Regions from separate parts of the Homo sapiens genome. Here region 1 is linked to region 2. Evidence: chromatin contacts called from ENCODE Hi-C or POLR2A ChIA-PET data. All regions are on one chromosome and are shown on one strand. The core of a region is the stretch at or near the end of the contact, and the rest is flanking DNA. Distances in the headings are between cores, read along the strand shown. Region 1 overlaps TMCC3 (transmembrane and coiled-coil domain family 3). Region 2 has its middle 72 kb from the start of MIR492.

Region 1 (3,322 bases), core at 373-2,872, 140 kb before region 2:
GACAAGAAGCTGGAAAAAGACACTTTAATTTTGCTTTAAGCCCTTTAGTACTGTGGAAATTTTTTTTTTTTAATAATTATTATTTTTTTTTTGAGACAGAGTCTTGCTCTGTCGCCCAGGCTGGAGTGTAATGGCGCGATCTCGGCTCACTGCAACCTTCGCCTCCCAAGTTTAAGCGGTTCTCCTGCCTCAGCCTCCCGAGTAGCTGGGATCACAGGAGCCCACCACCATGCCCAGCTAATTTTTGTATTTTTAGTAGAGACAGGGTTTCACCATGTTGGCCAGGCTAGTCTTGAACTCCTGACCTCAGGTGATCCATCTGCCTCGGCCTCCCAAAGTGCTGGGATTACAGGCATGAGCTACTGTGCAGGGCCTGTGGAATTTTTTTTTTTTCAAATGAATTCACACTTAAGCTACTTAATAGAAAAAAATGTGAACCTTTATCATTTAGAGCTACTAAACACTTCATTAAACAATATCACTTAATCTTTGCTAAACACGAACTAGAAAAACTAGGCACAAATAGAAACTGTATAGACCAGATATACATTAGAATGGGTCTGCTTTAGCAGTTAATGGTTTAATCATTAACCAGGTCAGGGTATTTTTCTCTAAGGCACTTTATGTGTTGCTGACTCTTCTACAATCTAAGTGGCTCAATGTAAACCATTCCCCTTGTGCTAAACATGCGTGTTTATACTTAAAGTCGATTTCACTGAGGAAATTAGGGTAGGGTCAGTTTGTAAGGTTTTGCCCTAAACCTTAAAAAGAACACAAAATCCTTCAGGTCTTAAGCAAGATTGATGCCCAGGCCCTATGAAGGACACATTGAATCTTCTGTATATTTTTTAACAAGCTCCACAGGTAATTTGGATGTGGCTGGCATTGCCTCGTGCACACCTAAAGTAACCATGCTTAGAAAACGCTGTGTTATCCAAAAGAAACACAGCACAGAGAATTCTATGAACAAACTATTGCAGTACTCTAAGATTTTAAAATAAGTAACTTTCTCAAACACTGATATGGGGTTTAGAGTTAACACTGCGGGTAAGCAAACCCACCAGGCTCTCTCAGTTGACACAGCTCTTCTGGCTCCTTCGAGGAAGTGAGGACCAGTATGTGGAAGAGCCTTTGGGGCTGGTGTTTCTCAAGCTACAGCTTCAGGCAATCTCAGGGACAGAACCTGGACTGTGCATCTGACAGCCGCCTTTCTACCTCCCACCTCCACCCCATTCTTATGTCCAAGTAGTTTGAAACTATTGAGCTAGATCAGTATATCCCGAACACCAAATTGTTAAGAGTGGATGGAGCCCCAGTGATCTTTCCCACTCCCCAGACCAGTGAATCAGGAAATCTCTACTGGAGGTTCTGCAGTACCCCAGGTTCTTTATCTAAACAGGAAAGTTAGGAAACACCAATTTAGGTCAAACTCATTTTAAGATAAGGAAATCAAGGCCCAAGAAGTTTAAGTGATTTCACCAAGGACTTATAGCTGATTAATGATAGCTGGGAGCTGTGAAACCTGGTGAGCTAATTCTTCCCTCTTAGACCAATACTGCTTGTTATATTATGTGTAATCATGAGAGCCCCAGTATCTGTGCAGTTTCTGATTCACCAGGAAGAGGCCCCAAGTGATTAATAAAGCCTGAACCCAGGGGCATGTCAGAACGCACCACTGGTTTAAAGGATGACTGACATGGTAAAGTGTCCAACGTCAACCTGCCCTCGGAATTCTTTCACTTTCAGTATCAGTAGGAGAAATATACAATTGTACATTTCATAGAAAAGTAAACCCAGCCCCACACAGTTAACAACCAGGTGAAGCGGGAACACAGGACAATTCAAAGTTTTCGGATCACACCATTTCTTGGTCAAATATTAGTACCTTCAGCAAAAGACCTCTAATTACCACACACTTTTGGTTATGGCAACAGCCTGCTCCTTACTTTTGGGAGAGAGGAGTACTCCACACCCATGGCCTGAAACCAGGATCTCCAAACCCATCAAAGAGAAACATGGATGGGAAACCAAACCCCCCAAGCTTGGAAAGCATCCAGCAAGCTTTAATTCAGGGAGAGTTCAATCGAGATATAATTGCCTCTAATTGGCCCTCCCACACGATCTCACAACATACAGCTATAATCAGTTCCACAAAGAATATGTTATATTTCTTTTCTCCCTTGAAAAGCCAGAATCCTCTCTTGTTAGGTACTTACCATCACTGTTTTGATTTTTGTAAATATACCGAGACATTAAAAAAGGAAGAATGAATGGGTAAAAGCAAAGAAGTAGATGGATTTCTTTTTTAAAATAAGCACTGATCCCTATGACCTTAATGATAACCCAGTGCGATTCAAATCTGTAATGGAGACTGATGTCGACTCAGGAAACCTTTCTAGTCCAGGGCACATGTGATCCAAAAAACACATTCATCTGGTCGGACATTTTCCATACTCTGATTTTTATCTTTCTTGGCATGCTCAACTCTCCTTTAATAAAGTCACAACCCTTTGTTGCCATGGAACCCAATCAGACACGGAGCCTGTTACTATGACTTCCCTGCAGATATAAAAAAAGACCCAGTGACCAAAAGACCAGCTCTTTCTTAAAAAAAAAAAAAAAATTACAAGGCAAAGAGGCTCCAAAAAAACCTCAACACTTCTGTATTTACTGAAGTTTAATCTTTTATGTAGGCTCACCTGAACTCTTCAGCCAAAGCTAGCTCATGTTTCAGCTGGAACTTTCCAAAGAAAATGATTTTACAAATAAATACCTAGGCAAAGAAGGTAAAAAATATTCTTGGGATATCTTACTTTTCTTCTTCTTCTAGGCAAGCTTTCTGAAATTTGAGTAGCTGTTTAGCAAACATGTGTCAATCAGCAGCTGCCAAATTGCAATATTCATTTCCATCAATACTTAATGTTGCCAAGAGCTCATTATTTCTCTGAAAAGAAAAGATATTCTAAACAATACAATCAATCCTGTGTTCTGGACCTGGACTAAATCTGCAGGAAAAAAAAAAAAAATCTGAGACTAAGCAGAGTGGACTGAGCAGAGCTACTTAAGGGAAGAGAATTAACATTTGTTGAGTGCCTACCATGAGCTGGGCACTTTTACGTCATCACGTCAGGACCCTGTAACTGAGGCAATGCCACCTCTGTTTGGCAGATGAGGGACCAAGGCTCAGAAAGCTTAAGTACTTAAGCAGCTTGTTCAAGCTACCAGGCTAGAATGCTGCCTGGCTCCCAAAGCCAGAGCTATTCCTTCATTCAACCAGCACTTATTTCTGCTCTCACAGGTGTTGTACATTTTGTTATGCTTC
Region 2 (3,279 bases), core at 547-3,046:
CAAAGTAATTTGAAATCTTATTTAAAACATTTGTCTAACATGCAGACCCTATGATTCAGCAATTCTGCTTCTAGGAATGCGTCCTAATAAACATGGACACAAAGAAATATGTACAAGACAATCTTTCTAGTGATGCCTATAATAATAAAAGCTACTAAAACCACAAATGTCCATTCATAATGAGCTGTGAGTAAATTATGTTATAAAATGGAATAGTATGCAGTCATTAAAACTGATAACACAGTTATTTTGATTTAGAAATATATTTATGTTATTAAAGAAAAAGGTAGGTTATGAAACTATATATTATATAGCATGTGATGTCACTTTTGTTAATACATACACAATGACCATAAATTAAAATGTGTTAAGCAATTTATACACACCTACACACACATATAAATCGAAAAAGTGTCTCTAATTCTCTTTAAAATACTCCAGCACAAACAGTATGGTATATAGGTGTATGAGTCTTAATTTATACTCTAGGGGCAGTTGCTTAGCATTTGAAAGACTTTAACAAAAAATTGGTATTTCCAAAAAAATTGGCTATTATAAGGCTTCGGCTGCCTTTATCTTTAATAAACATCAGACGGTTTGTTAATAAGCATAGTGGATATTAGAAATTATTTTGGATGAAAATAGGTGTTCAAAATACAGTTATGCACTGCTTAACTACGTTTCAGTCAATGGACTGTGTAGAAACAATGGTGGCTCCTTAAGATTATAATGGAGCTGACAAATTCCCATCCTCCTCTAGTGACTCACAGCCGTCATAATGCTGCAGCGTAATACATTACTCATGTGTTTGTGGTGTTGCTGGTGGAAACCAACCTACTACTCTTCCATTTGTGTAAAGTGTAGCACATACAGCTATGTACAGTACATAATACCTGATAATAAAACAACTATGTTACCAGTGTATGTATTTACTATGCTATACTTTTTATTGTTATTTTAGAGTGTACTCCTTCTACTTATGAAAAAAAGAGGTTAACTGTAAAACAGCTTCAGGCAGGTCCTTCAGGAGATATTCCAGAAGAAGGCATTGTTATCATAGGAAATGACAGCTTCAAATGTGTTATTGCCCCTGAAGACCTCCCAGTGGGACAAGACGTGGAGGTGGAAGACAGTGAAACTGATGATCCTGACCCCGTGTAGGCCAAGGCTAATGTGTGTGTTCGTGTCTTAGTTTATAACAAAAAATTGAAACAGTAAAAATATAAATAATAGAAAAAAGCTTACAGAATAAGGATATAAAGAAACTATTTTTTGTATAGCTATCCAATATATTTGTGTCCTAAGTGTTATTATGAACGTGTCAAAAGTTTCTTAAAATTTATTTTTAAAGTTACAGTAAGTTAAGGTTTATTATTAAAGAAAAAATTTTAAATGAATATAGTGTAGTCTTAGTATACAGCGTTTAAAGTTTACACTTGTGTGAGTGGTCACATTCACTTACCACTCACTGATTCACCCAGGGCAACTTCCAGTCCTATAAACTCCCTTCATGGTAAATGCCCTATACAGGTGTGCCATTTTTAATCTTTTATAACCCACTGTGTTTTTACTGTACCTTTTCTGTTTAGATATGTGTAAATACACAAATACCACCATGTTACAACTGCCTATTCAGTATGGTAACACTTTGTATTGGTTTTTAGCCTAGGAGCAACAGGCTACAGCATATAGTGTAGGTGTGTAGTAGGCTATGCCATCTAGGTTTGTATAAGTACACTATGATGTTTACACAATGACAAAATTGACTAACGATACATTTCTCAGACCATATCCCTGTTGTTAAGCAATGCACGACAGTGCAGTAAGGGCTCACTTCATGTCATCAACAGGAAACTGCAACTTTCAGTGAAACAACATATAGTGAAACTGATTTTGCCACAGGCTAATTGAGATCAACAAGAGCTAAGTTCTTATGGCATATTTCTGATCACAAAAAAAATCACAAAACTTCTAAATAAAAACCAAAACATTTATAATATTAAACACTGAAATACATGTGAGCTATACATACATTTAAGTAAGGTTAATAAACACAAGGAAGATAATTATTTGCCCAGTTATTCCTGTTTCAGGGTCAAGGGTAGCTGGAGCCTGTCCCGGCAGCTGAGGCTGCAACATTGGGACCCATCCTGGACAGGATACATCCCCTAGCAGGGTGCACTCAGACCCACACCCCCACCACACACACCCCTGCCACACACACACACACACACACGCTCTCTCTCTCTCACTCAGGCTGGGACCACATGCCAGTTAACCAAACATGTACATCTCTGCGATGTAGGAGGAAATTGGGAGACCTGGAGAAAACCCATGCAGATGTGGGAGGATGTGCAAACTCCACACAGACAGGGGCCCCAGCCAGGAACAGACTTTCTCATCAAGGTGATCATGAAATGACACCGATTGAAATGACATCATTTGAGGACTTGCTGTATATGGATCAGCTGGAAATGCTGTACAGGCCACTCCGCCTTCTTATGACCAGGGTGTGAGAATTCAGCAACGCCAGCAGCCTCCATCCCTCCAGTCTTACGTTATGGAGGATTCTGTGGCCTGCGTGACTCTAAGTAAAGTTAGCTCAATGCTATGGCTACAACACTGCTGCTGCACAGGCCACAGGAGAGCCTTTCATGCAAGGTGTTTGTCTAAGCGGCTGAAAGCTGGGAGCTTGGGCCTCTCCAGCGCAGTTTACAGCACAGGCTGTGTGCCTGCTTGGTCATGCATGTTTGTCCCCGTAGCAGGATTGGTTTGAGAACTGCTCTTGCTTTCTCCTTTCACCCTTACAGAGGTTGTGGAGTAGAGATCTGTCATCACTGGAGGCTCCTGGTATCAACCATACATAACCTATTAGCTGTGAACCACTAAACTGGCTTAGGTCAGTTTACCACAAAGGCTGTGTATGCCTGAACTTCAGCAGTGATTATCTACAGATGGTGGGATTATACAATTCCAACCCCCACCCCCCAACTCCCTTTGTGCTTATCTGTTTTCTAATTCTTCCTATAATATGTATGTATTTGTACAAGGTGGGTGGGTCACTTGAGGTCAGGAGTTCAAAACCAGTCTGGCCAACATGGTGGAACCCTGTATCTACTAAAAATACAAAAAAAATTAGCGGGGTGTGGTGGCAGGTCCCTGTAATCCCAGCTACTTGGGAGCCTAAGGCAGGAGAATCTCTTGAACCCGGGAGGTGGAGGTTGCAGTGAGATGAGATCCCACCACTGTACACCAGCCTGGGCAACAGAGCAAGACTCT

What was found. A loop is a pair of places that touch in the nucleus more often than their neighbours do. ChIA-PET counts read pairs that join two places held with the same protein, here RNA polymerase II (POLR2A). Pooled maps may share reads with other maps.
Region 1: a loop to region 2 is called in a map of PC-9, with 4 times the contacts of the local background. The contact joins two enhancer-like sites. A Hi-C loop is called at or near these places in 5 of 168 maps with a recorded cell type or tissue (Calu3, PC-9, mammary epithelial cell and 1 more), 12 of 37 single-sample maps with no recorded cell type and 12 of 50 pooled maps. POLR2A ChIA-PET finds 5 or more read pairs at or near these places in 3 of 52 experiments (GM12878, MCF 10A and activated CD4-positive, alpha-beta T cell).

The regions. Positions count from the first base shown.
Region 1 is chr12:94,620,214-94,623,535 of GRCh38, forward strand. The region is part of intron 1 of TMCC3 (transmembrane and coiled-coil domain family 3); the gene reads right to left. Among named protein-coding and RNA genes, the nearest start is that of TMCC3, 29 kb to the right of the region's middle. RefSeq lists enhancers at 1,050-1,169, 1,510-1,829. Within about 2 kb of position 1,623, at least 13 of the 41 ENCODE cell types and tissues checked have a DNase peak (open chromatin) inside an H3K27ac peak, as active enhancers do; they include GM12878, PC-9 and mammary epithelial cell, where a contact is called at or near this core.
Region 2 is chr12:94,760,960-94,764,238 of GRCh38, forward strand. No RefSeq gene overlaps it. Among named protein-coding and RNA genes, the nearest start is that of MIR492, 72 kb to the right of the region's middle. RefSeq lists a silencer at 1,560-1,609 and an enhancer at 1,930-1,989. Within about 2 kb of position 1,797, at least 7 of the 41 ENCODE cell types and tissues checked have a DNase peak (open chromatin) inside an H3K27ac peak, as active enhancers do; they include GM12878, PC-9 and mammary epithelial cell, where a contact is called at or near this core.